Regions from separate parts of the Mus musculus genome. Here all the other regions are linked to region 4. The links are chromatin loops, found by intact Hi-C in ENCODE. Cell type or tissue: heart. All regions are shown on one strand.

Region 1 (8,000 bases), 110 kb after region 4:
AGGTTGTTTCATCCATGGGAGTGGGAGCTGTTTATTTTCACTAAAAGGCTGCTAAAACACATCTAGGAGCTAGTTGTAAAATGCTCAGCTTAGCCAAGGTATGCTACAAAAAGATTGCACCATGCATCAGATCTCGGGACAGAGACTTATGGGGGGGGGTGCTCACATACACACATTAAATAATACCAAAAATAAGTTTAAGCATGGTTACTGCTTCAATATTTTGAAAAGTAACATAAAAGTTTTCTAATATAATATCAGCGTGTATTGAACAAGTTTTATCCTGGCAATGTTACTAGCATTTTAGTTTTTTGGTTTTTTGTTTTTGTTTTTTGTTTTTTTTTTTTTGTTTTTTTTTTTCTATAGAATGCTATAAACTTGAAAATTAAATAGAACATGGACATTGCTTTGGAAAATAAATAATTCATCATTTAACTCAATTCTAATGATGAAGCAAATCTCAATCTCTCTCTCTTTGAGACAGGGTTTCTCTGTGTAGCTGTAGCCTTGACTATCCTGGAACTCACTCTGTAGACCAGAACTCACAGACCAATCTCTTCCCTCAGCCTCACAAATGCTGAGATTTAAGGTGTGGGCCACCACTGCTCAGTAATGAAACAAATTTCCTTAGTAACTTTTATGCTTACTCTAGTTTAGGCATGTACGAGGAGAGGGAGATGATGAAATACTTGCCAAGTTGGGGTCTGTATAGAACATCACCTCTGCTTTGATTTTGGAGGCCTTCTTTGTCTAGTCTGTGGGCTGTGAAATAAATACCTCCCCAAGCATACTTCTTGCAGGGAGCATTCTCATGTGATACTGATGTATTCAAAATAGTTCGGGATGTAGGGCACCCAATGTCTTTCTTTTTCTTTTTCTGTTTTCCTTCTCTTCCCTTCCTTTCCCTTCCCTTTCTTTCCTTTCCCTTCCCTTCCCTTCCCTCCCCTCCCCTCCCCTCCCCTCCCCTCCCCTCCCCTCCCCTCCCCTCCCCTCCCCTCCCCTCCCCTCCCCTCCCCTCCCCTCCCCTCTCTTCTCTTCTCTTCTCTTCTCTCTCTCTTTCCCAAGACAGAGTTTCTCCGTGTAGCCCTGGCTGTGCTGGAACTCACTCTGTAGACCAGGCTGGCCTCGAACTCAGAAATCTGCCTGCCTCTGCCTCCCAAGTGCTGGGATTAGAGGCATGCGCCACCACTGCCCAGCATTCTTTTCTTTTTTGAGAGAAGATCTCACACTGTAGCTCAGGTTAGCTCAGAACACACCAGATTATAGCCCAGGATAGCCCAGAACTCTCCAAGTTGATGTCTAAGTGATAGCAGGGTCTCTGCCTTTGGCTCTCAAGGGCTGAGATTATAGACTAGGGAGGGAGAAAGAAGAAAGGAGGGAGGTGAAGGAAGAGGGAAAGAAGACAGCAAGGGAGGTAAGTTGATGCTAGCCAATAATAAATACTACTGAAATCTAATAGTATCTAAAAATACGAAAAAACCAATGGTGAAAGGCAGGCGCAGTGGCCTCTTCAGACCAGCCAGGACTATAGAGCAAGAGGAGTCTGTCTCAAAAGAGCCCAAGCAAAGCAAAGCAAAGCAAAGCAAAGCAAAGCAAAGCAAAGCAAAGCAAAGCAAAGCAAAGCAAAGCAAAGCAAAGCAAAGCAAAGCAAAACAAAACGGCATACTAGACAATCTCTAAATGCTAAGGGAAAGGCAGAATGAGAGTCAGGAAAGTCTGTTTGGTTTCAGACCCCGGGGACAAGGGACTGAAATATTTTTATATTTTACATACCAAGGCAGACCTGGCTTCCAGGTTCTCCCAGCATCCCTCAGTCCCTAACGGGCATACCCTGCCCCCAACCCTGAACTTTCCAGTCCAGGGGCTGGGCTGCTCTTCCCCCAGAGGCTCTTCCCTATATAATCCAGATGTTTTAGTCTCTCCTCTTCTCTACCCCCTTCTCTCTCCCTCCACTATCCTCCCTTCCCCCATGGTGACTTCCCTGGCCTTGGTCCTTGAGACCAGTCAAGAGCAGCTTCCCATTAATCCTGACTTTAATATAATCTAATCTGGTTTAAATTGGCTCTGTTCATCGGCAACGGAGAAGTAACCTATCCAATTCTCCCTGGAAGACTTTACGGGCTTCCCCAAGTCAGCGTTGGGGAAGTGTTCAAGCAGGAGAAAGCCCTTCTCAGAGGTGGTCTGGTTCCCTGGCCCGTAAGTGAAGACGCTTTTAGGGAAATCCCAGTCTGATTTCACTTCCCTAACCTGGGGAGGTCCCAGATTTCCAATACAAAGGAAGTTAGGGAAATGAAATCCGGCTGGGACTTGGACTTTTCTCCCGCTGTGTTTGTCATTCAAACAGATTTTAAGAAGTTGAGCCCCGGGCCTTGTGATTGTGGGCGGAGGAGGGGATGGCTAGGGCGAACTGGAAAAGCCCCAGGGACTATAAAGGAGTCAGACTTGGGAGGTTGTGGATCACCGGGAAAGCGCTTCCCTGGTGAACAGCTGAATCTGACTCCGCTTGATGTGATTTTTCCTCTGCAGAAAACTTGCCCTAAAGCTGAGTAAGACGCACAATAGCTTGCTTTTTGAAAATGCTGTTTTCTGTCTGGGCCATTTATGGGTATATTGGTGTCCTCTCTAAGGACTTCTAGACTGCTCGGTTTTCCAAAGGTCATTAACATTATTTAAATATTCATCGCGGGGGAGGGGACGACAGACTGAAATTTCAGACCTCTCTGAAATGAGGGATGGCTGGCCACCTGCCTAATGGAGTCAAACCCTGAGCCTCAGCTGCTCCCTTCCCCAACTCTGGCATTGTTAACAGACACGCTTTGACACCAGAAGCCACCGACCGACCGCTGCACAGCCACAGCAGCCTGAAAGATGTACAAACCAAAGATTTTCCAGAATATCTCTCTACCTGCATCTCAGCCTTTGGACCACATTAAACTCTTATTATAGCTAAGAAACACTTCCCAGCCAATCCCTCTATGTTCGCTCTAACCAAGGGCCAGTCAGGGCTTTCTCCCACACATACTTCCACACGCACTCATACACATACACACACACACACACACACACACACACACACACACACACACACACACATATATATATATATATATATATATATATATATATATATATATATATATATGTATATATATATATATATATGTATATACATGCGGCAACGCCTTCACAGACACCCACCCATGCACTAACTCAGACACGCGGCGCCCTCCCCAGTTAGGAAACATTCTCTTGCCACCTCTCCCATCACTTCGGTTTCTCCATTCATTCATGCAGGCATACATACATACATGCATTCATTCACCATTTCTTAGGGCTCATGTTCTGTTCCAGCTACCAAGAGGAGGTATGGGTGGATGGGGAGGAGCAATGAAAACGGAGGGCGGACCACCGGCCTGGAGTGGGGCGGGCCCGGATGGGTGGGCGGGGCTCCCGGGTGCCAGGCGAGCCCAGAGGCTGCTGCTCTTGGCAGATGCGCTGGCCCCAGGTTGGGGCTGTGCCGCGCCTTTCCCTGGACGTTGGGAGCAGCAGGCGGCAGCCGCACCACGCTGGAGCGGAGCCGGAGTACTGCGCCCTCGGAACTGGCGCCTAGAGGTGGGTGTTCAAGTTGGGGCGTGGCGGTTCGGAACTCGGGCTAGAGCGCTCTCCGGCACTGGGAAAAGGTGGATTGTGAGGGTCTTCAAGTCTGTGTCTAGTGGATCCTGTCTGGGAAGCTATTCGAGCTAGAAAGGTCCTTATGCCTTTGAATTTTTTAGGTTTAGGGCATGGCCGGGCTTATTCAATACTTACATATGCTTTAAAAAATAAACAGCCCCACCTTCCGCCGAGATATACAGGAAAAACGGTGAAATCAAATGTGGCTGTGCAAAAGAGCCAGTAGAGGTAGACGAAGCCACCGAGGTCAGTTAGCCAAAAACTCCTGCCTGCTGGGGTGGCAGTGCTGGCGGCATCTTTAGAAGTCTATAGCTTTGCAAGGAAACTGAGGCCTAGGGTGCTCAGCCGGAGCACTTTTGGACTGGAGTCTAGGCTGCTGAACTTCTTAGCTGATGGAGGAAGCAACGGTTCTGAAGGTCAGGAAGGTTGGAGGGTGGGGGCTCGAGGTGAGCAGGATCGTCTGTCCTGAGGCTCGGCATTGAGGAGTTCGAACTGGGGTTTCATCTCCAGTGAAGCCCGGTTGAGAATCTGCGAATACTTTGAGGGGAATTTTAGGAGCAGGTCGCAGAGGAAAGTGCCACCTTTAAAGTCCGTAGAGGAGGCACGCTGGCAAAGATAAGAGCGGAGAGACTCTGGCAGCCCTGGGAAATTCTAGAGAAAGCCAGTGGATTAGAAGAGACCGAAACGAAGCCCGTGAGAACGGGAACCCTCACTGGAGAGCAGTGGCGCAGGTGGCCGGATGAGAGCGGGTGAGGGTCGGAGCAGCCAGTGATGAGCCAACCGGGCTGGGCTAGCAGCTGGGTCGCCGAGCTACACAGCACAGATGAACACACTACTACTCACTAGGCCCGACAATCCATCATCCCAAGCATGTGTGAAAAGGATGACAGTGGGTTCTCTCCTCAGACCCGGTAGCGTTTGTCCCCAGAGATTGCATACTGGGGACTTTGACAAATCAGCACCTTCCCCCGTGTCCATTCCAAGCCCAGTGGCTATAATCCAGCAAATTTACTACTGGCGTTTGCCTTTGAAAAATTGATTTTATGTGCCGTATTGTATCTTTTGAGTCCATGAACAAGTTTTACTTCTCTCTGGAAGCTCTTTTTGTCTCAGCGCGTGCTCACAGGCGCCTGGAGGCTGAAGAGATATATATGCTATGCACCTGCCATCAACACGCCTGGGGAACCGGCTTGCCTTTGCTCTGAATTCACTTAAGCATCACTCTTGCCTTCCTGGCAGCATTTCCATTTTAACCAAACATCCTTTCTTTCTCTAAGTCTGGCGGCATTCCCGGTTTTGACCAACTAGATTTTATAGTATTATGGGAAGGAATTGATTACTTTTAACACAGATGTTCATGTTCTGATTCTACTGCTTGCTCTCCACTCTGTTTTTGATCCTTTTCTTTAAAAGAGGGGGGGGGGAGGGAGGGAGAGAGAGAGAGAAAATGAGAATCCTCTCCCTTGGAAGGGGGAACCTCAAGAGTCCTGTGGAACATGTCCCCACTCCCACCCCGAGTTAGCCGTGGCCCAGGAGCACCTGTCTAGGTCTCCATCTCTGCCCCAGTCAGAGTTCTGCACCATGGAGTTCTGTCTGGTTTCTGGGATGCTGAGGTGCAATCACGAACAGCTTGGCTGGTCTTTGAGTAGGACAAACATTTTGAAATCCCCATTATCTCATAGCTCTGGCATGACAGTTGGCGGTGTTTTCTGCCTGCGGAGTGCGGAGTGGTGTTGTCAGAATTCATTTAACTTTCATAAGTGGTTTGTTCTGACCCAGTAGCCCGAGGATCTCCAGTGAGTAAGGTGAAGCAGGCTGTCTTAACTTACTGATCAAATGACCCGGGCTGGTTGTTGTATTTCTCTAACATTCAATATTTTATTATAGGGCTAACCCATTAGCACTGTGGACCTTCTAGTTGTTGCTGATGTTGTGTGCTATCCTCATAGAGTCAGTGGGCTTTTGTAGGGAATACTGGCTCAGGCCTGTCCTCTCAGTATAGTAGAAGCAGAAACAGGAGGCTTGCCAAAGGACTTTGAGTTCCAGGTCAGCCTGAGCTACAGAATTGACCCTATCTTGGGGAGGGGGGCGGGGCGTATGCCTTTAATGACAACACTCAGAAGTAGATAGATTTCTGTGAGGATGAGGGCAGCCTGCTTTACATAGTGAGTCTCAGGTCAGCCAGGGCGACAGAGAGAGAGACCCTGTCTCAAAAAGTCGCCAACCACACATTTTTTAAAATGAAAATTAATGGGCTCTTAAAATACTCATGGCCCAGATTTCTATCACAGTTGTCATTAGTCACCTCTGCTTACTAGGGTAATGAGAAGTTTAAATAAAGGTGAAATTGAATTTGGATGAAGGTTGGGTTAAGAGATTTTTAATAGTTGGAACAGGAGCATTGCTGTTTGCTGTCTGGTTCCTTGCTTGAAATACATTTCCACATATTACAATGTTAGCAGAACTGATGCTGTGACCCCAGTCGGCTCCTAGAATGACTGTTTCTTTGATGTGAAAAACAAGAGTCACCGATGTGATTAGATAACTGGATGGGTTCTGTGCCAGCCACTGGTACTTGGAAGAGACTGCTTAATGTATGTATGGAGTTCAACAATTTTAGTAAGTTTTGATAGGAAATGTTTTGTTTATGCTTACAAACCCAACACCCAAAGGCAGATTTTCTATAAAGCGAAAGCAAGCAAGAAAGAGAGGGTTTTTAAAAAAGATGCCTAACGACATCCTGTGTGCTCATAGTTTATTGCTCAGCAGTCTACAAAGATGCTTCCTTCTGCAGCAGATGGGAGCAGATACAATGACCCTCAGCCAGACATTAAGCAGAGAGTGAAATCTTGGAACACTCAGCCCTAAATGGGATGTCTCTACCAAATTCCTTCCCTCAGAGATAGGGAACTCGAAGAAAGAGGAGAGAGAAAGAGTGTAATGTCTCCAGAGAGGATGGAGGACATCAAGAATGTAGAGCCCTCTAAATTAACACGAGCAAAGCTCGTAGGAACGCCCAAAGACTGAAGCAGCATGCACCGGGCCTGCACCAGGGCCCATGCGCTTATACGTAGTTCAATGTTTTTATGAGATTCTTGAATGTGTCAGCAAGTGGGTCTGATACCTGTGCCTTCTTTTGGGCTCTTTTCCCTCTGTTGGTTTATGTTGTCCAACTTCAATGTGGTAGTCTTTGTTTTATCTTATTGTATTTTATTTTGTTATTATTTTTAATGAATGAATGAATGAATGAAAACCTAGCCACTAGCATAAAGATTAACAACCGAATTGTCTTTTATACATGAAGAGTGATTTTGTTTTATTTTAGAATTTTGAGATAGAATCTTGGAAGCCTTCCCTGGGTCACTGGAGTCCTGGCATTACAGAATTTTTTGTTTTGTTTTGTTTTATTGTTTTTTAAGGTGCCAGTAACTGTCCTGTCTCTCATTCACTTCCCTCGTTTGCACTGATAGAGAAGATGACTGTGGAGATTTTCTGAGCCCGGTGCCTGCCTCTGGTGCCTGTCCTTTTCACTTGGTGGTGTGTGCTTTGTCTGGCGTCTTGTCCCCTCCTCTCCCACTTACTCTTCAAGTCACTGTCCTGGTGCTGGCTCTGCATTGACTCTGACACTCACTCTCTCTCACTCTCTCTCTCTTTCTCTCTTCCTTCCTTCCTTCCTTCCTTCCTTCCTTCCTTTCTCTCTCTCTCTTCCTTCCTTCCTTCCTTTCCCTCTTTCTCTCTCTTCCTTTCTCTCTCTCTTTCTTTCTTAATCTTTTTATTGATTTTTTTGTGTGAATTTCATACTGTGCACCCTCATCCCACTCATCACCCCTTCCCTTTGTATCCACATCTCCCCGCCCCACCCTTGCAAGTCCCCTTCCCACACGCAAAGAAAATAAAATAAGATAGAATAAACAAAAAACAAAAGTCTCTTGTCATGGAAACTGTAGTGTGTCACACATGTGTCATGAATGTGTCACGTATGTGTCACCCTTTCTTACACATCTTTACTTTCACTTTGAGTAGCCACAAATCTTGAAATCTTGGCTTTAAGTTCACTCACTGACCCACAGTGCGATCGATGGATTGATATGCAGATGGTGCTCTCTTTTCCAAAGGACCACAGGAGACTCAGGGAAGTAACTCCAGTGACTAAGGCCAAGAGATCATCATTCCATACGGTGACAATTTTAAATGGGAGTTGGAGTAAAAATGTTTTAGGGAAAACCTGAGAAGCCTAGATAATGTCCGCTTTGTAGTCGACTGTGGACAGTTTTGCAGTGTGATGTTCGCATGGATTGTCTTGCAGTACCTTAATGAAGAGAATGTAA
Region 2 (8,000 bases), 180 kb after region 4:
CTTGTGGGATAGCATGGAACGTTAGAAGTTGACTATCACATTGCATACTGGTTGGTTTTTGTTAACTTGACACCAAACTTAGGTTCCTGTCTTGAGTTCTTGCTCTGACTTTTCTTAGAGACGGAATTTGTTTTTGTTTTTTGTTTTTAAGGATTTATTTATTTATTTTATGTGAGTGCACTGTCACTCCCCTCAGACACACCAGAAGAGGGTGTTGGGTCCCATTACAGATTGTGAGCCAACATGTGGTTGCTGGGAATTGAACTCAGGACCTCTGGAATAGCAGTCGGTGCTCTTAACCACTGGGCCACCTCTCCAGTCCAGAGATGGAGTTTTGAGTTGTAATAAACCCTTCCCTCCCCAAGTTGTTTTTTTTTGTTTGTTTGGTTGGTTGGTTGGCTGGGTTTTTTTGGTCATAGTATTTTATTGCAGCACTAGACACCCTAACCAGGACACATTCATTGCATATACATACACTGTCTGGGCTCAGCTACATTAAATATTCATTTCTGTTACCTCTTTTTTTCTTTGAGTTTTGCTATACAGATGTCCCATGTTTAGCTTTAGGTGGCACATATCTTTAACTTCAACCTGAGGGAGGAGAGGCAGGGGGATTTCACTGATTCGAAACCACTTTTGTCTATATAGTGGACCAGCCAGGATTACCCAGTGAGATCTTGTGTAAAAGAATAAAAAAGGCAGTCATTTGTTTAGAATCCTTGAGGTTTTTACAGACTCAGTAGCGAGCGCCAGCCCATATCTGAGTTTTAAAGAAGCCCCAATAACAGGTCACATCGGCACCTACAAGGCTCTTGCTCTTTCCCTGCCTAGCCCTGGAGCCTGACCAAGGCCGCTAGCATTGCCTCAGGCAGGAAAGCAACTGCCCTCCCATCCTGGGCCGACTAGGGAGGGGCCAGGCTCCTCTGAAGGGGACTAAAGTCCTTCTTGGTGTGAATGGCCTTTTAGGGAACAGAGGGAGGGCCCGCGGTGACATCACAGTCTCCAGTCCCGAGACTCCTAAGGAATTTGTCCCGGCTGAGCCAGTGTGAGCACTGGAATCTGTCTAGAGAAAGAGGCGATTCTGACTGCGGACTCCCGGAGGTGCGTGCACTGGGCTTTTGCTCTGGGTAGGGTAAGACACATCTGATGACCAGTTGGTCTCATGGTCCTTTGCTTTCTGTTCTGAAAGGAGAAAGTTCTCTCAAGGCCAGAGCCTCCTCTGAGGAGGGAGTCAGGGTCTGGATTTATTGCAGAGAGTTGGAGGCCTCTCCTGTTGCGTGGTGGGCAGCTGAGCACTTACTACGGCTCTCTTTTTTTTTTTTTCTTACTGTGAATCTTGTCAAGCTCCCAGCCTTGGTGCTAAGAGGCAGAGGAAATACTGCAGATACAGACCGAAGCTGCGTGTGTGACAGAAAATGCCTTAAAGACACTGTCTGAGTCTGTGAGAATTTGCATGTCCCTTTTGCACTTCAGAAAGCTGCCTAGGCGGGACCCAGGGACTCTGGTAACTTGTTCTCTAGTTGTCTTGTATCTGTTCAAAGAGCTCCCTGATGAATTCTACAGTGGGCTAACGGTTTCCATGGTGTGGAGCTCACGGCATTCAATAGGCGACTTGGGGCTTTGTTCCTGGATGTGCCGTGGCATGTCAGGATACCCTCCTCAGGCTCATCTCTGTGCACAGAAAGTTAGACTTCCCTACTCCGGGCACAGTTTTCTTTTCTCTGAGTTCCACTGTAGTCTCAACTTTTCTTCCTGTCATCATGACCCTAGGCTAGGCAGGAACCCAGAGTTCGGAACTACCTAAGAGCAAGAGAGCTGCAGCGAAGTTGGGAAGAACTTAAATTAGGTTTGTTTGTGCCTGCTGAATTTATTCCTCAGAAAGTCCTTTTGCTTTACTCCAGGGTATGGGGACTTCCTTCCAAGCAGCCTTAGTGAGAAGGCTCGAGAGAACCTTATTCTCTCATTCATGGGAATCTTGAGCTAACAGCCAGTCTCGGGTGTTCCTCTAGGGAACCTCCAAAGGTTCTCAGAAAGAAGGGACCCTTAGCTCAGCAAGGAAGTGCACACCTATCACCCAAGCACATATAAGCTGAGGCCAGATAGCAGGTTAGAGGCTGGACTGAGCTAGACAGAGTGAGACCCTGTCTCCAAAGAAGAGAGGGGAGAAAAAGAAAGAAATAGCAGCTTTTTAAGCAAGGGACTCAGCCAAGCAACAACTTCTTTCCTTCCTTTCGGCCCTGCCCACTCCTCCTCACTCGACACACACACACACACACACACACACACACACACACACACACACACACACACACACACTGTCTCCAGTTTCTTTCAGAGAAAGCCCCAGCTGTAAATGTGTTAAACATCACCTTAACATTTTCCAGATGTCAGATATGCAGCGCGGCAAAGTGAGCCTGGTCTTCCAGCCTGGCTAGAAGTGGAAGGGTCGGTCGTTATTAACAGGAAAAGCTTGTGGTCCAGAAACTCCCTTACCCTAAAAGTTCTTCATTCGAATGTGAGCCAAGACACAGGTGACTTTGTTCCCTGTCCACGCCTTCTAGAAGTGTTTTTATCCAGTCTTAGAGCCCCCCTTGAGGCACGCACCAAACCTACTATGCTCTGCTCAGGCCAAGCCCACCGAAGCTCTCAGGGGGAAAAAAAAAAGTTTGGGACTATTCAATGGGGCTGGAACTCCTTGCCACCAAAGGGTTGGAGTTTCATGTTAAGAACCGAGCCCCACCCCGCCCCAGGTCACTCTAAGCAGTGATGGTTTCCTGGCAAGATGTCTCAGGGAGGACAGAAGCTCAGGCATTGTTAGTATCAGCCCCTTTCAGGGGTCAAAGCCATGACTTGAGCTTTCCTGGTCTATATTTAGCCTGCAGCTGCCTGAGAAAGGTTTGGGGTCTGTAGTCTGGCTGCCTGCCTTCCTTCAGCTGGGAGCTGGAAGAGCTGACCTCCGTCAGGAGTGGTTTGTCTCGGTTTCCCACAGTCAACACTAGGACCGGCCGGAAGCCTCTCTGCAGGGAGGTGGAAGAGGAAAGGCCATTCAGGCCTGGAATGCGGCCCCTCTGCTGTACTTCCCTGAAGTAGAATTAACAAAGAAAGCCAGTATTTCTGTTCTGTGCCTTCGAGGGAGGGTGAACTGGGCTGCCCAGTCCTAGCGTAAACTGTACTCTACCATCTGCAAACACACTGGGGCGCAGGAGCTGCAAGCTACCTGCTCGGGACCTTGCAGGGGCTCAGCTTTCTTTATGAACTCTTTGAGGCCAGCATCATTGCCCTTAGAAGGCTGTGCAAAGCTTCCTGGGGTTGCTAAGGTCTCATTACCATTGCCTTGGGCCTCTTGTTCTTATCATGTGATTGGGGACCCCATCTCCCTGAAGCTATCAGATCCCTTTTTGGGAGAGTTGGCCATCCTCCTTCAGAGCTGTGGGGACAACAAGCCTCAAGCAAAGATATGTCACCCTGGGGGAGTCTCAGGCTTGACTTCTGGAATGGCAGCAGTTTAATGAGATAATACTTAAGCTCTTCAGCTGCTGTCCCCATCAGACCCCACTGTTTTCCTCTGTGTAGACAGTCTCTCAAAGGTCTGTCTGCCTCCTCTAGGGCTGGTGATGCCGCTGGTAAGGGGTCCTAGGCCACAGCAATAGCCAGGTTGTGTCAGCCTGAATTGACATTTTGTGGTGGAGGCACCTGAGTTCAGAAAGTTAAAAAGAGTCCAGAAACAACCATCCTAGAGGGTAGCCACGCATGGCCTGAAGAGCCAGTTCTTTGCTATGTAGCAACTGTGCCCTGCTTACTAAACATGTGACTTATGCAAGCCAGGGAGGGCTAAGAAAAGGGACAGCGATGTCCTTTGATTTCCCAGCTATGAGGAAGTTTTATTCTCTAACCATGCCTCTGATCCTAGGCCAGCAGTGAGTGCATATTTTTGATGGAACTTAAAAATAACTGGATTAAAGGATCAGGTCACCTATTACCTGGGGAAAAGCATTTCTAATTTAACTATAGTAGCTGCAACAGGAAGTAATCTGGGTTATTCAGAACTGAGAAACCTGGCCATGCAGCCCACACCTGGCTTGATCAATTTGGGTCATGCTGCACTGAGGCTAGGAGCATGGGAGGTGATGGCGGGCCAGACACTTATCAAGAGGGGACGTAAATACCTGTGGGCAGTAAGAAAATGGTGTCATCATGAACAGAGCAGACATGTGAAGTGTTGGAATTTAAACAACTACTCCTTAAAAAAAATGACGTACTCTTTTCATTTTATGTGTATTTGTGTATTGCATGTTTTGTGTGTGTGTGTGTGTGTAGTAGCCCTTGCAGCCAGAAGAGGGTGTTGTATCCCCTGAAACTGGACTTCTAGATGTCTGTGAGCTGGAGACCCAACTAGGTCCTCTCTGTAAAAATGACAATGTTCTCAACTGCCTAGCTGTCTTTCCAGCCCTTCTTTTTTTAGTATTTAATTTTTTACTCATGTGTATATGGAGAAGGTCTTGTGCATGGGAGTACAGATGTCCCAGGAGCCCAGAAGAGGGTGTTGGTTTCTCTGGAGCTGGGGTTACAAGTAGTTATGAGCCTCTTGGCATAGGTGCAAGGAACTCAACTCAAGTTCTCTGAAAGAGCAGTATACACTCTTACCAATGAGCCATTTTTCCAACCCCTCCTCCTTCTCTGGAGAGGTTTATTTCGGCCCGGGCTTTGAAAGGATCTCGTCTATCTTGATGGCAGGATCGACTTTATTATTTACAGCATCCTGGGTCTGAAGTTGCCCGATTATTTCTGGGCATATGACGCAGAGTAAAGGGCTAGAAAAATGGCTCAGAGGTTAAGAGCACTTGTTGCTCTTGCAGAGGACCTGGGCTTGGTACCCAGAGCCTATATGGGAGTTCACAACCATCCCTGAGTCCATTGCTAGGGCACCCAAGGCTTTTTTTTTTTTTTTTTTTAAAGCTTTTCCAGCACTTCATGTACATAGAGCACATATATACTGAAGGCAAACACTCATACACATAAAATAAATACATCTTCCTCCTCCTCTTCTTCCTTTTCCTTCCCTTCTCCTCCTCCTCCTTTTCCTCCTCCTCCTCCTCCTCCTCCTCCTCCTCTTCCTCCTCCTCCTCCTCCTCCTCAGAAGCAGAGCACAAAGAAAGATGAGTGTGGATGCCCATCTGGCTTTTCGTCATTTTTAACAGAATCATCAATTTTTCTTGTCCTTGTTGTGAAGCACATCTTTCTGGTGTGACCTGATGAGGAAAGATACTTCTAGTTCTTCTGGTATTGATTGGTGTGCTCAGCTGCAGGCCCAGACAGAAAGAGCGTGCTGCCATCCACTGGTCCAGCTGGTCTAGGGTCAGCTACCATCTTTTATGGGAACTAGGCAGGCTTCTAGAATCGTTTGTGTGCCGTTGACTGTGGTATGGGTAGGAGTTGTGGTTATCTTATCCTTAGGAAGCTGTCAGCAGGGGCAGAGACTCTAGTTTAGAGCCCAAAGTGCAGACGCCCAGACTGCAGTGTTGCATCTCCATCTGGAGGGCCCAGCACACAGTGCTCCGCAGCAGAAGCAGCAGAAGCAGCAGAAGCTACCTCTCCAGGGAGTCTGCCTTCGCCCCAGTCTGGATAAGGAAGGAAGACACTGACTTAAGGCTAAAGTATGAGTCTAATTTGACCGAAGGAGGTTCAAGTTAGCAAGGATCAAGGGCAAAGGAAGACACTCTCTCAGCCTGCCATCCGTTCTTCATGACCTTTCCCATGTTGTTCTGGAAGCTTCCTGTCATATTTTGGAAGAAGACCTTCTGACACATTGCGATACAATGAAGAGCGGTGACATTTATGACTAGCCAGTTGTGATCTTAGGGGAAAAGTCTCCTCTGTTTCTCTAAGCCTCTTAATTCCAAAGTCATGAAATAGTAAAATCTGTCTTTCCTCCAACCTCTAACAGAGAGGCCTTGGTCTTCCGGGTGTCAGCTGAGAGCTCACATGGGGATAGCTGAGGCTCGTCAGGACCAAAGGCTGATGCGAATTCAGTGGGATGTGGCACTGAGTGTGCCCACAGAACGGGCACTGAGTGTGCCCCTAGCACAGACAGACTTGCTGTAGTGCCTGGTTTGTGCCGACATTTCCACGGCTATGTAAGTACTGAGGACTGGTGGGCTGCATCTCATACGAGTGATCCTTGCACAGCTTTTCTGTGTACCAGGCACCCACCGGGAGCTTTCTGTGTGCTGTATTCTGCCACAGAGCTACCTCCCCAGCAAATCTAAATCTAGTGCATCTTTAGGATTTGGCCTTTCTGAAAATAATAATGATAATAATAATTCTGTTATTTTTGTTTTGAGACAGATGTGGTAATGAGTGTCCTCGAACTCACTACGTAGGCCATGCTAGCTCCAAACTCACCAAGATCCACCTGCCTCTGCTCACAAATGCTGAGTATTAATTTTGTTTTTATTAATTATGTATATTTAAGTGTGTGGATATGTGCATGTGAGTGTAGGTGCCGATGGTGGCAGGAAGAGGGCATCAGGTCCCCTAGAGATAGACTCACAGGGCATTGTGAGCCACCTCACTTGGGTGCTGGGGCCTGGACTAGGGGTCTCAAGAGCAGTAAGTGCCCCTAACTGCTGAGCCATCGCTCCAGCACCTAGAATTTGATTTTTAAGGGCATTTTATAAAATTCTTCTTCTGGCTTTAGCAACAAATAACATTCCCAACTGTGTTTAGCTTCACACTAAAATAAACATAAAAGGCTCTGAGGTGGGAAAGGGTAGGGAGAATAGAAGTACTTTTGATGTGACATTTCTGGATTGGTCACTTTAGCCACTTTTGCTCTGAAAATACTGATCCAGTGCCATTCTCTTCTCAAGAAAGTCTCCCACAAGAAAGCTGTTAATATTGGTTAGTTGCACTTTGGTGCAAATTTGCTTAAAAATATACTTTTTTTTTACACTTATACATTAACCGTTTTGCAATTTTCATAATGCATTTTAAATTTCCTTGCATAGGAAGGATTTTGTTACCACATTAAACAGTCTATGTTCTCTGAACCCAGTGTTGGAAAATAAACTTTTAGTTCTCAGACCTCAAAGAATAGCAACCCTGAGATTCTGCAAACTGGAACCAAGCTGGGGCTCACCCTCCTCATGAAAGAGTTACAGGTGTAGGCTCCAGTCCACAGGTGTAGGCTCCAGTCCACAGGTGTAGGCTGCAGTCCACAGGTGTAGGCTGCAGTCCACAGATATAGGCTCCAGTCCACAGGTGTAGGCTGCAGTCCACAGGTGGAGGTTCCAGTCCACAGGTGAAGGCTGCAGTCCACAGGTGGAGGCCCCAGTCCACAGGTGGAGGCTGCAGTCCACAGGTGTAGGCTCCAGTCCACAGGTGTAGGGTCCAGTCCACAGGTGTAGGGTCCAGTCCACAGGTGGAGGCTCCAGTCCACAGGTGTAGGTTGCAGTCCACAGGTGGAGGCTCCATGCACAGATGGAGTTTCCACCCACTTCACCTATTTCTAGCATTCATTATGCTAATAGAAAAGCCACTAATTTCACTAATGGAAGCCCATTTCTCATTTTAATTACGCCAATTAGCAAAGCTTCTGGAGTCTGGAGGGGTTAAAGGAAGCTGGAAGTAGCTATCCTTGGAGTCCCAGTAGACTACTCCTAAAGTTTCCCTCCTCCTGTCTGTCCAGATGGCTGTCTGCCTCTGGAATGCAATTTAAATGTGTTTCAGAAGCAAACAGCAGCATTATAGTACATTGCCTTTGCCCAAGAATTCCAGAGTAAATTGCAGACATCCTCACCAGCTGCTGGCTATTCTGGGAAGCCAGTGGGAGGGCAGGTATTATGTACCATGGTATTAAGACTCTACCTGGGGGGGTTGTGTTGGCAGGCTAAAAATCACCCACAAGCCCTTTGCTTGTTTTGTTTTCTTTTTTCGTTTGTTTTGTTTTTGTTTTTTTGTTTTGAGACAGGGTTTCTCTGTATAGCCCTGACTGTCCTGGA
Region 3 (8,000 bases), 50 kb after region 4:
CTTGTGACAAGTGTCTGTCCCATCCCCCAGCAGAGGCCCTGCTCCTCCCTAACATAAAGAATATAAACTGTTTCAGGATTAGCCCCAAGAGGAAGCTACTTAGCTCTTCCTCAAGTCTAGGACTGCTTTTGTAATGTGTGAATTGCCTGAAATTGTCATTTTTGTCGATAAGTAATGTTGACCATAGCAATTCCAAATAGCACAACTCAGCCTTTCTATTCTGTGTGTGTGTGTGGGGGGGGGGGGGGTTCCCACTATCAAGGGCAATCCAGGTGAAGTGTAACTGTAGCAGGGGACCTTCAGAGGTTAACGAGGCATTCCCCTTGGGAGAGTGAGCCCTGTGGGGCTGACATCACTGCTGTTAAGGTATTATAAGTACCCTCCCCACATAGCACTGATTGGGAATTCTAGGTGACAAATGCCACATCCAGTCCTCTACTTCTTACAACAGAAGGCTCTCTGCCATAGAACTGGTGTAAGGATTGTTATGAAATTGGATGCAAAAAGATTGGGAAAACAGGGCCATTCTTTCAAGACAAGACAAAATGGCACCAGTTAGTTGGACCTTTGAACACTCAAGGAAATGGTCAGTAATAACAGTGCCCTCTGTAGGCTGGGAGGTGTCTCTGCAACACTTCCTTACCTAAAGAGAAACAGGATAACATCAAGTTAGTCTTACCTACTCCTTAGAAGTCGGGTTGCAAAGTTCACCTGCATTGGAGTTTAAATGTAACTGCTCCCCTGCTTTTACTTTGTACTCCTTTATTGTGTTTCTTGCAAGGCAGTGATATTTCTTAATGCTCATGTCTTTGTCTTACTGACAGTAAGAATCAGCATCAAAGACTGGCAGCCTGGAGAATTGGTGAAGCGTTGATTGGCTTGCCATCAAAACATGACCCAGTCCAGGGTTTGTTTCAGTTTTAACCAAAGGCTACTCAAATGTAAAAGTGATGATAGTATTTCCAATTTTCCTTTTCATGACCGCCTCATGGGGTACTGAAAACACGGGGCACAGATGTGTACACTTTGTGGATGTTTTATTATGTTCATTTATTTATTTATTTGGGGCGGGGATGGGTACACAGTCAGTTCTCTCCTTCTCCCACTTGGGTCTTGGGGATTGAACTTGGGTCCTTAGGCTTGGCAGCAGGCACCTTTACCTGCGGAAACATTTCTTCAGCAGCTGAACTATTCTTTTCAGAGCAGGGTCCTTTGGTCAGTCAGGTAGAGGATGTCCTCAGGGTGAGGACCATTCTGCAGTCAATATGAACTGTCTATATGTAAAGAGCTAATGTCACACAAGGGAACTAGATATTTTGCTTTCCCTGAAATGCTAATGTCCATCTCCAAGAGCAGATACACCTCTACTTAGTGTCCCCCAACCTCCCCCCAAAATTTGGCACTTTGGTGTATCATGTCAATTATTTTTACCTTGTGCACATGCCAGCGCATGTGTGGTATTGTTTTATAGTTCAGTCCATATAAACTTACTCAAGGGTTAATTTTAGTACACTATCTTAAATAGTTCACATGCCATAAAAGGAACTCAAAATAAATTTAAACGAACATTGGTAATTTCCAGATGACTGTAGTAAATGAAGTCACCTGAGAGCAGATGTTGTGTTAAAAAGAAAAAGGAGGGAAATACAGTAGAAAATATGGTCATAATTATTGCTCTGTCTCTACCATCATCAGACAAAAGAGAGTCAAGACGTCCACTGTCCCCTTGGCATGTGTGTCAGTGTTCCATAATGCCAGCCACCTGCCTAAAACCTAATGGGACACTTCTTGCCTGCTTAGACTTTTAAAAAGTAAAGGCCAAATTCCTCATTTCAAAGATCAGAGTGAGAAATACCAAATAACTTGCTCAAAGCGGCAGGAAGAGCAGAGACAGCTGAGGTCGTAGCACAGCTTAGAGTGATTTCATGTTCTGCCTGCTGAGCCAGGCGCCTGTCAGTCATGCTGGTTCTTTCTTAACAAATAAGTTGAGCTCGTCAGCAGCGCGCTCAGATGCTCCAGCAAGATCTGGACTGCTGAAGCAAATAACAGTAACATCTGTTCAGCCACAGAGCCATCTCGGGCATAAGCACTTTTTTTACCCACAGAATCCAAGTTGATTGACTCCTGCTGTGTTACTTAAATCAAACGGATGGCCAGATGTAAGCTTTCAGAGAGTAGAGGAAGTGGGGATGGGGCAGAAAGCATGCCTGTGGGGCCTCTCTGGGGTCCATGGTTCCAAAGTAAAAAATGTTCACCTTCTTCTGGGTGTCTTCTCCCTGGGGCAAGCTCAGAGAACTCATGAAGAGAGTGTGAACTGCCACCTGGCTGATCACAAGAAAAGGGGAAGCTGAGTGGAAAAGGCAGCACTTCTTACTTGGTTGTCTCTGACCTCTCCCCCCTCCCCTCCCCTCTCTTCCCCTCCCCTCCCCTCCCCTCCCCTCCCCTCTCCTCCCCTCCCCTCTCCTCCCCTCCCCTCCCCTCCCTTCCCCTCTGTCCTTTACTATCTCTAACAAATGAGTCCATTTTCCACCTGAGACCCAGCCTCTCCTATCTTAGTTTACTTTCTGTGGCTATAACAAAATACTCAAGACTGGATACTTTGCAAAGAACAGAAACGTATTTAGTTTACAGTCCGGAAGCTGGAAATTCCATGGCTGCCAGAACTAATGCTGTCATAATATGACAGGAGTCAAAAGGACAAGCAGGTACACCCAGAGAGACAAATGAGATGGCCATCCTCTTCCTGGATAACAGCCCACTCGCTCCCCAACAAATACAGTCCCTGGGGAGCAAGAACGCACTTCTTTGAGAAAAGACTTGATCCACCTTCACCTCCTAACCAATCACATCTTAAAGGCCCTGCCTCCAAATCCACTACAGTGGCCCTCAGCTCTCAGGACCATCATCTAGAGGGTGATCACTTTAAAGAGTTGGAGAATTCTCCCAGGAAGCACCATGCCCTAGAAATCTGTTTTGGGATTTTTTTTCTTCTTGCTTTTGACGTAGCAGAAAGTATAAACTTTTTTTAAAAATCAATAATAATGAGGGCCCTATCCCAACATTCCTGGTTTAATTGGTGTGTGGGGCAGCCTGAATTATTGACTATATATTATATTATGTATTGTGATATTAATTTATTAAGCTTATTAAGGTAAGTCTGCCTGGTATGCCTGGTATCTGGTACTGGAAACAGCACCTAGAAATGTGTGGGCTAGGCAGAAATATTCCAGGTTCAGTCCTTTCTGCTCTCCCAGTAAAGGGAAGGTGTGGGCTTAGGCTTTGGGAATGAAGTCCAAAGCAGAGCATTAGCCGGTCGGGCGCCCTCGGGTGATTGATTTCAGCTCAGCAAGCCTGTTTCTCATCTGTAATATGGAAACAGTACCTGCATTGCCTGACTTCTGTGAAGAGTATTTTATGTAAAGTGTGGTGGCGCATTCATGGGACAACCTTCCAGACGGGAGGAGGGACTGCAGCCTGAGCTTGGACTATCTTCAGTAGTCTGCTGGGGGTGGACCCAAGGACTCTGAAGGGACTGAGGAAGTGGCTGGAGGCCAGGCTATGGATGATCAGATCATTCCTCTGGGAATGAGTGACAACCTGCAAGTTCAAGGGCAGACCTGGGACATACTGAGTAGACCTACAGAGGGTCTTGGTTCGGTTTGGTTTTCCTTTGCAACCATCCATTCCCATATTTTTATCTTCTCTTGAAAAATTAAATCTAACCAGGTGAGACCCACATGTCCAGGGGGCAGGCATTTGTTGAATGCTGGCTGGACTACAGGAGATGTCTCTCAAAACAACAAAAACAATGCAACAACAACCACAGCAATAACAATAACAATATGATTATAAGGAGGAATTTGAGTAGATTACTTGTATATTGTTCATTGCAGTATTCTTCCAAATAGTCAAAAGATGACAAAAAAAAAAAAACAAAACAACCCTCTCTTATTCATCAACAGATAGCATAACAAAGCATGCTATGTCCACACGGTGGAATATTGTCCAGACTGGATGCAGGACAGCCTTAGCCTGGAGATGGGTCCCTCACAGAGATACCGCCACTGTTGCTTGTGAACTTGCAAGAATTTGTGTGGGGAATGCAGCTGTCCGTCCTCAGTTTGCTCGTTCTTAATATATGGTATGATAGCTTCTCTCTTTAGGCTGCCAGGGAGGTTAAATGAGTTTTATTTGAAAAGAACTTAGCATAGTGTCTGTGAATGTTAATATCAATTGCCAAGCCTGACTGAATCTAGAGTTGCCTGAGAAATGGGCCTCTCGGGTCATGTATGTGGGGGATGACAATAACTGATGTGGCAGGAATGATGTTGACTATGGGCAAGACCATTCCCTGAGCAGAGGATTCTTGGTGGTATAAATGGAGGCAGCCACCAGAACATGATCGTGTATTGCCCCCACTGCTTGGCTGTGGATGTCGTAGGACCAGATCTTCTAGCTCTGACCGCACTGGCTTCCCCTCCATAGTGGAGCAGATCTCTCTCCCTTAAATTGCTTTTGTGGGAGAATTTTGTCATAGCAACAGGAAGAGAAATTAAGACAATGTTCAACCCAGAAGCTATGCTTGCTGTTTTCAATCTGTTAAATCTGGGGGTGGGGAGCAAGGCTGGTATGCTGATTTGCATTACCTTATTTTGTGTGTTTGTATTATTTTTATTTTTTAAATTTTATTTATGTGTTTATTTATTATATATGTGTATATGTATGTGTGTATATATACATATCCATACATATCCATACACATATGTATGTATGTATGTATGTATGTATGTGTGTGTGTGTATGTGTGTGTGTGTGTGTGTGTGTGTATAGATATATATACCTTGACTGCAAGTGCATCTGTGCACCGTGTACATGCCTTCGCAGGCCAGAAGAGGGAGTCAGTTCTCCTGAACAGAAGTTGAGCTGCCTTGTGGGGCTGAGAATGGAAGAGAATGCAGTTTTCTTAACATCTGGGCTGTTTCTCCAGCCCTGAATTGAGAGAGAGAGAGAGAGAGAGAGAGAGAGAGAGAGAGAGAGAGAGAGAGAGAGAAAATAAGATACCTAGTTGGGGGGCAGTATATATTCCCAAACTTGGATCACCACGGGAAGTCTTTGGGATTCTTGTTCAAACGCAGGATCTGGGTGGGCTGGCCCCAGGTAGGTTGAAAGTCTGTAGCTCTCACAGCCTTCCAGGAGGCCTAAGACTGCTTGGCCATTGGCCCATGCTCAAGCAGCAAAGGCACTGGGACCTAGTGCTGTTATCTGTTATCCTGGGCTATAGTGCAAATTGCCCACACATGGTGACTTAAAGCACACACAGTTGCAATCTGCTCTCTGTGCTTGTGAGCTCCTCAGCTGTGGATACAATCACCCAAGTTGGACTGAAAATACCTGGGAGGAAATGCATCTGTTCTGAGTATGGACCAATGACTTTTGCTCATCACTCCCTAAAGACTAACCACTATACGCATAGCATGAAAGTGATGCACGTAGCATGTCATAGTGATTGCACTGTATAAAGTATACAGGAGGATGTGTGGAGGTTATATGCAAACTCCATGCTATGTATAGGAGGGATTTGAGCCTCAGTGAATTCGGTACCCTCAGGGGTCCTGGGAATGCCCTGTGGGTGCTGAGGACTGCTCCTGCTTGCCAGCATGGCTGTTCTGACATCACTCACAGTCTCTATACAGCTAATGCTCGGGATTTCTCCCAAGATATATTCTCAGCTGAGTGTATAACACTGTAAAGGTTTCACTACTCTCAGGTCTGGCTGTCCCGTGGAACCTCAGATGGGGCTGTCAGTTACGACACTTACCTACCTACTCCACCCACAGCATCCTCCTGTGGCAAGGGGGCTATTTGTGGCTCAACAGCTGGGTTCCAGGAGAAGCTTTCCAGGGAGAAAGCCAAGCTTGAAGCCTTATCTAGCCTCTCACCGAATCTTTCTGTCTCTTCTTCATGCTATGACGCCGTCCTCAGGGCTACCCAGGGGCAAGGGTAAAGCATCTGGATGCTTTACTGAAGAAAGAAGTGTAAAAAAAAAAAGTAGAAGACTCTTTGAGCCCCTTAAAAGGAGCTTGAGAAAGCTGTAACAGGGACAAAAAGCTGTGGACTCCTCTACTAGACTTATATTTAAGTATGTGGCTTGAGATGTCACAGAAGCCAAGTGGATCTTTGCTTCAATAGGCTGTATGAATATCTGATGGTCCCTACTAGATGAGATGGACTTTTCAACTACGGGGGGGAGGGTGGCGGTCTTGGGGGGACCTCTTTCTCTTCAGGAAGCTCTGTGCCCAGCACAGTGCTTGGTACACAAAATGGACCCAATAAATATTTGTTGTGTGGGTGGGTGGATGGATGGATGGATGAGAGACTGATGGGTAATAAAGGTTTTAGGTCTGAGAATCTGGAGTCTGATGAAGAAATCTGGGACTCTGCATACCTCCCCAGAACTCACCTGTTGGGCACTTCTCCCAGGGAACAGGATGATGATAAGTAGACTCAGCCCCCAGAATCCACAAAGCCTTGGCTTTGGACTTGTTTGGAAGACACCAGAGCAGTCAGGGCCTGTCCTGTCCTGCAGCCTCAGTCCCTTGCAGGATCAGCAGCTATGGGAGGCCTAATAGCCAGGGAAAACCTCTCAACTTGCAGTAAAGAGAAACTAAAACCAGGAGTTGAAGAGAAAATGAAAATTGATAGTGGCCATCGTGTGCTGCATTGTCTCCTTGGGTGCAGCTCTCTCTTTTCCTGGTTACAGCCTAACCTGAAGCAACCACAACTCTCAGGGGCTTTCCCTGGGGACTCCAAACCACAGCAGCAGCAAGGAGGGAGGCAGGAATTCCCCAAGACAAAAGTCCCCACTCTTCTGGCTAGTTGAGAGGTCTGATTGCACCTTTCATGGGGTGTAAAGATATCCACCTTTCACCTACTCCAGCATCTACCAGTCATAACTGGCTCCCAACCCCACAATCAGCACAAAGAAATTAGGGAGGGAGCCCTCGGGAGTCTCATGTGATTCTCAGGGCTGACCAAGAAGCCCTTTCCTTGGCTTCTTTATTCCCAGTAGTCTGCTGGGAACCAGAAAGGCTGACTTGTCAGGTATAGCGCAAGCCAGCTAGCCATCAATTGTCTATCTCAGGACCTCTTTCAGTGGCATGACACAGTCCTCTGCTTTTCATGGTGTGTCTTAGCTCATGCTGTGGTTTCAGTTCTGTGGAGCATGGCATCAGCAGGGACGTGTAAGCTCAGAGAAGACAGTGACAGAAAGCCACCACAGTGCTGTCAAATGCAAGGACCTCTGGCCTGACAGTTCTTCCCTGCACACCCTCGACACCGTGAGCATGCACAAACACAGCATAATTGTGCATAGACAGATATGCACGGATGCGTGTTGTATATGAAGGGGTGCAGGAAAGAAACTGCTGAGTGGTTACTCCACTCTTGGGGTAAAGTTTTATTGTGAATAAGATAGGAAGAAAATATCCGGAGGAAAATGCCAGAGCAGAGAGAGAGACAGAGACAGAGACAGAGACAGAAAGAGAGACAGAGAGAGAGAGAAACAGACTGGACATGGCCAGGGCTAGGGAAGGGAGAGAGTGGGAGGGAATGGTGAAGACAGCAGGATAGTGAGAGATAGAGACTAGAACATAGTGACAGGGACGGACTATCGGAGCATACAGAGAGTGCAAGAGAATAGCAAGGGAGGAGGGGTCCTGTTTATAAGGAGGAGGAGGAGCTGGGAAGAGGAAAGGTCTAGGATGCTATCATGAACTTTGAAATGTATAACAGGCACATATAGTATTGAAGGAGTAGAGGCCAGCTTTGATATGCTGATGGGCACCATAGGTGGCCATAGGTGGCTTTAGCCAGAGATAGGGGAACTGGCTTCACAAGTTCCTGAGGAATGCTGGCTTTTATCTACCCACCAGAAATCCTCCTATCACTGAGGTTGATCTCATCTCTTACTCTATCGGCAGCCTGTGAGACCGAACACATGT
Region 4 (8,000 bases):
GTGCTGAGTGGAGGAGGGTTGAATTCATCCTAGAGACCATGCAGTACTATTAAGAGCTTCCCAGTTAGAATAAACCCATTGGTGAAGCTAGGAATGTGCTTCAGTGCTACAGTCGGAGCAAAGGTCAGGAGAGACTCCAAGGGCAGCCAGGTAACCAGCTGGGCAAGTAGCTACAGTTAGATTGAATTTAGCAGGATGGAGTATGGCAGTGTTGTAACAATGGTTGTGCCAGGCCACCAGAACACAAATAAAGTCGGTCACTAGAAACACCCTGAGGTCATTGTGTCTGAGTCAGAGGCAGCAACAGACAAAAGGAAGCAGCCTAGAGCTGCTGTGGTGAAGGTGAACCTTCAAGCCTCTCAACCAATTCAACTGTGCCCTGCCTCTTCCTCCCTACCCCTCCCCCCACCCTTCATCCTTTCTTCTTTTTGTCCCAGCATATGATGCTCCCTCATGGAGTCCTAGCATGGATGAGAGGTTCCTCCTTCTTGAAGGTTCCTGAAGGCTAAGCAAGGCCATTTTGTAGCCCTTTGTGTTGGATTAGAGCTGCACACCTAGTTAAATTAACCTAGCTAACTGCTGGCGACCTTGGGCGAGCTTCTTAACTCTCCTGCAAAGCAGGGCGTCAACGCTGCCTATCTCACTTGCTGATTCAAATCTTAATCTAGTCACTTTGTAAAAGCAGCAGCAACATCTAGCACACAGGACCCTCCTCTCCATCGCTGTCCTTCGGTCTTTCTCTTCATAGTCATCAGAGAGCTCATTCAATGATGATTCTGTGCCTTTCTGGCCAGAGGCAGAGAAGTCATGGGAGAGGTTTGACAGAGAACAGTCACATCCTTTCATTACAAAGCCAACTCATCCCTCATCTGTTAGTCAGTTGACACTGTCTGGGGTCCCCAATGGCTGTGCGGTAAATCATCAGTCTAATGCAGTAATGTTGCTGGAGACACCAGGAAGCTGTGGATAGTTCTTGGCCAGGTGAGCTGTTATCACTGACTTCTTTAGAGGCACTGTTGGTTTTGAGTTAGGTCTTTTATGAAGGTAAGGTTACTTGTGAACTTACTTAGTTCTTCGACATTCAGTCAGGGGCCCACAGTCAATCTGAGTCTAAAATCTAAATCTCAAACATTCTTCAGTTGTGCCCTGGGCCTTGGTAGACTGTAGATCCAAAGTTGCAATGGGAACCACTGCTGTTCAAGAAGAATCACTCTGCCTATAGAGACCCCCCTCCACAGTATAGAGAGGAGAATGTAGGGACATGAGCATACACAACCATGGGTGCTGTTCTCACTTGTCTCCATAGATACCCAGGTCTGCTTCATGTGTGGTTCTGTTTTGGGTGCTGGGGTTTCTGAGATGACAGAGGCTCTCAGACTCTTGTAGACAACTTCTTGTGTTTGACCCCATGAACCAGTTGTCACTCTTGGCCGAGATCACTGTGCCACATATACAAATGAAAGAGCCGTTCCTTACATAGGGTACCGGGCACATATCTGGGCGAGTGGGGGAGGGAGAAGCATGCTTAACCAGGATGGAGTAATAGGGACTGTGCAGAGCACACCCTGCTGCTTGCTAGAAGGGCCATGAAGAGCAAAGTCATTATCAGCACTGACCGGCGACATTTGTAGTAGGAAGGACTTGTGTGTTGAGAGGTGCTTGTCTGTTTTGGATCACAGAGCCATGAGTTGTGCTGTTCACTGACCTTTTGGGCTGCCTATTGCATTCCTGTTTGTCACATGTACCCTGTAAAAGTCATGTCTCAGTAACGATCATTCCCGTGCTTCCAGACTCTACTTCTCAGGGCTTGAATCTCTGAGGCTCTCAGCCAGCAACTCTCACAGTTACTGCTGATACAAACCAGGCTCACGGGTCACGTGGCCCTGCTGGAGCTTTCTGCACACCACAGAAGGGAGGAGGCACCAATATCTAAAGACGACAAGTTTATAAAGCGGTCTGGTTGAGAACATTTTGATTTGATAAAATGAACTCTGTCTTCCCAAGTAACTACACATGACCAAATCTGCAAGTGACAGATATTTCCCAAACACCTCAGTTTGTAGGGTGGCTTTGTCCACCACTAGATGGCCTCCCAAGTCTTTCCTGAATGGAGAAATTGAATCTGAAAAAAAAATTTTTTTTTTTTTTTAGTTTTAAAATTTATTTTATTTTTATCTTTGAATTTCTGAAAGTTGAACCCAGGACCTCTTACATGCTAGGCAAGCATTCTACCACTGAGATCCATCCCCAGCCCAGCTTGACTATTTTAAATGTAGATGTTAACATGGGTATACAGTTGCCATTCACCATTCTCAAAGCTAATATCAAGCTTTAGTGTTCCTGTAAGAGTTCAATTGACAGACACTTATGTTTTCTAGCTTAATATCAGAATCCTCACATGTTCCCGAATCTTCTAGGCCACAAGCTTACAACTAAGCTTGTAATTAATAATAATTAATAACAGGATTAAGAAGGTAAATGTGCATTTACTAGCCAGTATGTTTTGGGTTGTCCTGTAAAGCTGTGCAGGCTGCCTTTAGCAAATCACCTGTCAATATTTCTAAAGCACTAGAATTGACAAGAAGAACAAACCTTTAAACAGGGCTTTTACGATAGCAGACAGTATTCTTGGTGTTTTAAGCACAAATTCATTTATTCTCATAATTGTTAGTTTCATAGCTATAACTGCTACCATATCACAGATGGAGAAACTGAGGTGTGGGTATTTGGCCAGTGTTTCAGTCTGGAAAGGACAGAGAGCTATTTTTAAATGTCAGATTAGGGGCTGGAGCGATGACTTAGCAGCTATAAGCACTGGCTGCTCTTCCAAAAAACATGGCTTAGATTTCTAGAATTCACATGATGACTTACAGTGTACAACTTCAGTTCCAGGGAATCCTATATCCTCAGTTGGCCTCTGAGAGTACTGCTTGAATGTGGCACACAGACATACATGCAGGCAAAACACCTATACACATATAATTTTACAAGTAAATAAACCTCAAAAAAATTTTAACGTTAACTTAGTGGAACTCCTAACCCCGCTTATTTAATAGAACCCAGCTAATACACCTCTGCCTAAAACAAGCAGGCTGCACAGATTCCCCCCGTCCCGTCCCGTGTGTGTGTGTGTGTGTGTGTGTGTCTGTGTGTCTGTGTGTGTCTGTCTGTCTGTCTGTCTCAAGCGTGACCAGTGTGTTCAGTTTCAGCACACTATGCCCTATAGCTTTAGCATTCTTAATCCTCCAGATCCCAACTCTGAAATGCTCCAAAGCTGGAAACTGCTTCATGTGTTATAATACCACAGTTGGAGAATTCCACACCAAGAGCCTTTGTTTCATAGGCAAAATGATTTAAAATATTGAGTGTATAAAATTAGCGTCAGGCTATGTGAATGAAGCCTATGTAGAATGTAACTAAGATTTCCATCCCATCTCCAAGGACTCCCATTACCCATGCTCAAGTATCCCAAAATCTGAAACCTAGAAGTCAGGAGTAGTGGTGATGCCTACAATACCAGCACTAGGTCTGTGGACACAAGAGCATCGGAAGGTCAAGGCCCCCTCAGAACATTGTGAATGCAAGGCCACACCAGCCTACACGAGACTCTGCAAAACCAAAACTGAAATTCAAGCATTCCTGGAAAAGTTTTTTCAGTCTGAAATTTTTAAAAATAAATAAATAAAAGACTTTTCAGTCTATGTCTCGCTTTCCAGTTCTTGAATTTCAAATGGTCTATCAGGTTGTCTCTCTGTCAGAAGGTTTTGCTTAAAAGCTTAAATCTGTCGCTAAATCATTTTGTTTTGATTTTTCCAGTTCTGGAATGGAAGTGGGGCTCTCGCAAACAAAGGGGAAGTGTTTCTGCCACTGAGCTACATGTCTTGCACAGTACAGGAGAAATCTTAAACGGCATTGTTTTTCTTTGGCTCTGAACTCACGTGTTACAAAAACTCTAATTTGGCTTAAGGAGTGCCATTCTCTGGCTTTGATCCCTACACATGAATCATTTTGCATCTGGAAGTTTCCATTGGGGAGTTCCTGATGTAAGGGAAATCTTAATCTTACATGTGGACTGAAAGTTCCAGAAATCCAAACCTTTCTCAGAATAGCATTTTCGTCATAATAGCTGTTTCAAAACACCATAATAAATATGGTAAGATAGTGGTCAGCTCAGCTGACTTAAGAGACCGCCTAGGATGCAGACCAGCCATCCTCACTGAAACCCAGTCCATCCCTGAGCCTTTACATGATCCAGCCACTAGGGGGCACACATGAGCCTGAGCCAGGGCGAAGCTGCTTCTACCTCAAAACCCTAAGCCGCAGCAAAAAGCGCCATAGGACCTTCTCACTGGCATTTTAAAGATAGAATGTTTCTGTTGTATCTGTGAGGGGGTAGACTGACAAAGAAATGTCAGAGAGGCTCCAAAGAGGCCAGCAGTGCTGGGCTGAGATGTGTCTATAGCCCTCCCAGGGTTCATTGTCGGGTGCCTGGGATCACTGGAAGACAAGCCTGTGTTTGCAGACTGTTCCTCCAGGTGTTTCCTGCTCTGGCCGGATGAGGGCGTTGAGAAGCATCTTAGCGGGTGCTTATTGTCCCTGTAGTGAGAACTTGTGGAGTAGAGACAATTTCAGTCCTTGGGAGATTTTTAAGTTACAGGCTTGATGTTCCTTGACTCACACTTAACCTTAGATCTCCAGTGGAGGAAGGACTACCTGCTGTCGAATTTCCTCCCCTTTCTCAGGAAGAGGAGCCCTGTGGGTCTCGGGCAGCCCAGCTGCTGTAGGAACTAGTCTGACAGGGAGGTGGGCTGAGAAGGGAGAAAGCCAAGGTCTTGCTGAACACACACAAATTCTAGACACTGGGCAACCCCATTCATTTTTAGGCACAGTCTCACAGTTGAATGATGCTTAATCTCTTCTGCCCCCCCCCCACCCCCCCAGCCTGTGGGCCACTGTAGCGCACAGCATTTGGTTAGGAAGTCACCAATGCCATTATAACGACAGCAAATAAAACTATTTGTTTTCCACTATGGCTCATACCACATTTGGTTCCGCACAGTCTTTCTAGAACATAGTCGATCCAATCACTTCTTTTAATTTTTTTTTAAAGTTTACATGTATGTATATATGTGTCTGTGTGAGTGCTTGTGGACATGTGTGCGCAGGAGCCAACAGAGGCCAAGAAAGGGTGTGGGATTCTTTGAAGCTGGAGTTCCAAGTGTTTGTGAGCCTTCTAACTTGGGTGCTTGGATCTGAACTTGAATCCTCACTCTTAACTGCTGAGCTCTCTGCAGCTCCCACCGCCACGACTTGCCTTTCAGGATCAACCTCCTTCCCTTAACCCCACCCCCACCCCGTCACTTCCTGTTCCTGTTCTGAAAGCTGGATGTAGTTCACCCCTTCTGAGATTCTCATTCCCACTTGCGCCTTCACTCTTCATTGGCTGCCAGGACTCCTAAACACATCTGTGCCTCGGTGATTTTTCTCCTCCCGTAAGATCTTACTCTAGGCATCAAGATTGTGAAATTCTGTCCTGTCCTTGTTTGGGTAGCTAAAGCATGTCCTGCCTCGTTTCATGTCAACTTGACACAAGCTGACATTTTGGAAGAAGGACCCTCAATTAAGAAATGCCCTGATCAGGCTGGCCTGTGGGTTCTCTCCCATATGCATTTCTTGCTTGATGAATAATGTAGGAGGGGCCAGATCAATGTGGAATCATGGCTGGTGGTCCTGGGTGCTATAAGAAGGCAGGCTGAGTGAGCCATGCATGAGAAAGAAGCAAGCCAGTAAACAGTGGTCTTCCATGGCTTCTGCTTGAGTTCCTGAATCCAGCCTTACCCTGCTTGAGCTCCTGCCCTGACTTCCCTCAACAGTGTACTAGCAACTGGAAGTGTAAACTAAAGTAAACCCTTTCTTCCCCGAGCTGTTTTTTTTTTTTTTTTTTGTCCTGGAGTTTTATCACAGCAGCAGAAACCCTAACTGAGACATAGCGTCCAACATTCCATAACTGGGATTTTATAGCTCTGCTAAGTGCTATGTCACAACCGTTAAAGCCGCCTTCCTCATCAGAGGATGGGGTTCTCTTATGTGGAGACCCCGCAGCAATTCCTACCCCCAACCTCCGCAGTCACTCGGTAAACATTAATGAATGATGCTGACTCTTCCAGAATCGTCTCTCAGGATCCCAGAGCCTCCTGCTTTTCAGGCACTTTGCCTGTTATCATTTCTGCTTTGCTCACCCGGGCTAGGAACTCGTTTCATTACAGGCTTCCCCCCCGCCCCCCTTGCCTGGTGTCTGGTCCCTGAGCCTCGTACGGGGTCACCCACAGCTGGGCCACAGCTGGGCCACAAGCCCGCAGCTTCCGCGAGCAAGGGGCGGGGCCCAGAGTTTCACCTCTGAGAATAAGCCGGAGAACAATGCCAGGAAGTGTTGGAGCAGGGAAACAGCCCGCTGGGCTGAGCCCATTCGGAGGAGCTTCCTGATTGGCTTGATCTGCACCGTGCAGGAACTCTTAGAATAACTTTGGAATTGTCCCAGCAGAGAGACAAACTTCTCCACTGAAAAAGGGCTGTCACCTAGTGATGTCAAGCACGGAAAACATGGTTAGGAACACCCAAAAGCTCTGACTAAGTTTCCTTCGGAAAGGTCTGTTTGGATTTACCTAACCCTCCTATCTCCTTCCCCCACCCCCAACTCTAACCACTTTCTGAGTCTCTGTCGCAGGTACAATGTCCTCTATGCTTTTTGAAGGGTCGACATCCTCCCTTCTAGGGTATCAAATGGCAGAGGCCCTGTTTATTGGGCAGCAGGTTGGGTGACTCATGGAACCCCATGGTGCCCATGGACACAGGAAGAAAGGGCTCCTTGCTCAAAGCATCTTTCAGCAGTGCAATGTGAACTCTGGCTGTGGACGAACACTCTTCCATGCACTGTGGAGCCATAGCACCACACTGTTCATGCTTCCAAGGTGGAGTTGTACCCAAATCTACTTGTGCTCCAATGAACAGCCAAGCGGAGGCAGGAGATGGTGTGGGCAGAGGTTCCAATTAGCTCTCCCCTTCAACCAGCACAGTTCTGTGTCTTTAAAGAATTGGAAAGACCCACTTCTATCCCAAAGTGAGGAAGTCATGTAGATCTTTACAACAGGAATGCTCCACTTCTTCTTAGGAAATGGGATTACATTGAGTGGAGGTTGATTTTCCAGGCTCCAACAAACCCAGCTCTAGGTCTTATGGATGGCGGCGCATAGCAGTTTAGCCTCTGCCAGCCTCAATCTCAGCCTCAGGCAGGTGTGGGTTATAATGGTAAAACACTGCACCATGTGTATCCATCCTATACGGTCTAGCTCATGATAAATATTCAGAGAACATTAGCTGTTTTTTACCACCACTTTTGTGGGGCACTAAATAATCATATTTCTTTCAATGAAAGAGTCAAAGTCTTTTTTTAATCTTTATTTTAAATTGTTTTTATTTAAATGAGTGTGTATGAATGGATGCTGTGTGTGTGTGTGTGTGTGTGTGTGTGCCCACAGAGACCAGACAAGGATCCTTTGAAATTGGCATTCAAGATGATTGTGAGCCACTAGGTGGGTACAGAGAATTGAATCTGGGTCCCTCTGGAAGAACAGCCAGTGCTCCCAACCACTGAGCCATCTCTCCAGCCCTGAATCGGTCTTTTCAAAATATAATTCTTTTTTGTTATTTTTAGATTTATTTGTTTTATTTTTGTGAGTACACTGTAGCTGTCTTCACACACACCAGAAAAGGACATCAGATCCCATTACAGATGGTTGTGAGCCACCATGTGGTTGCTGGGAATTGAACTCAGGGCCTCTGGAAGAGCAGTCAGTGCTCTTAACCACTGAGCCATCTCTCCATTCAAGCCTTGAAAGCATGGCTTGTTGCCCCAAGCAGGACTCCTAATGCAGACCGCAGGTTAAGATATGATAGTCTTCTCCACTGTGGGTGTTTATAGAAGTTGTGGATGAAGCTGTCTG

What was found. A loop is a pair of places that touch in the nucleus more often than their neighbours do. Peaks named below come from ENCODE experiments on the same cell type or tissue, not always from the same donor. Only the 100,000 strongest peaks of a DNase experiment are listed, where the experiment ranks them.
Region 1: a loop joins it to region 4, with 7 times the contacts of the local background. A loop is called at or near these places in 28 of 42 quality-filtered maps.
Region 2: a loop joins it to region 4, with 5 times the contacts of the local background. A loop is called at or near these places in 5 of 42 quality-filtered maps.
Region 3: it touches region 4 in a loop (2.2-fold over the local background); 11 of 42 quality-filtered maps call a loop at or near these places.

Annotation. Positions count from the first base shown.
Region 1 is chr4:57,778,711-57,786,710 of GRCm38, forward strand. The region is part of intron 7 of Pakap (paralemmin A kinase anchor protein); the gene reads left to right. Among named protein-coding and RNA genes, the nearest start is that of Gm35099, 27 kb to the left of the region's middle. In heart, a CTCF peak has its summit at 3,547; DNase peaks (open chromatin) are centred at 2,421, 3,501, 4,521 and 5,361; H3K4me3 peaks cover 2,447 bases; H3K27ac peaks cover 1,842 bases.
Region 2 is chr4:57,844,206-57,852,205 of GRCm38, forward strand. The region is part of intron 7 of Pakap (paralemmin A kinase anchor protein); the gene reads left to right. Among named protein-coding and RNA genes, the nearest start is that of Gm26138, 29 kb to the right of the region's middle. RefSeq lists an enhancer at 1,356-3,562. In heart, CTCF peaks have their summits at 3,081 and 5,535; DNase peaks (open chromatin) are centred at 956 and 2,866; H3K4me3 peaks cover 3,144 bases; H3K27ac peaks cover 4,160 bases.
Region 3 is chr4:57,718,972-57,726,971 of GRCm38, forward strand. All of the region lies in intron 6 of Pakap (paralemmin A kinase anchor protein), which reads left to right. Among named protein-coding and RNA genes, the nearest start is that of Gm35099, 33 kb to the right of the region's middle. In heart, CTCF peaks have their summits at 595 (motif pointing left) and 4,886 (motif pointing right); no DNase peak of the experiment used is centred here.
Region 4 is chr4:57,669,196-57,677,195 of GRCm38, forward strand. The region is part of intron 4 of Pakap (paralemmin A kinase anchor protein); the gene reads left to right. Among named protein-coding and RNA genes, the nearest start is that of Gm52699, 51 kb to the left of the region's middle. In heart, CTCF peaks have their summits at 2,081 (motif pointing right), 4,268 (motif pointing right) and 4,475; DNase peaks (open chromatin) are centred at 1,756, 4,276, 4,536, 6,396 and 1 weaker place; H3K4me3 peaks cover 372 bases; H3K27ac peaks cover 4,003 bases.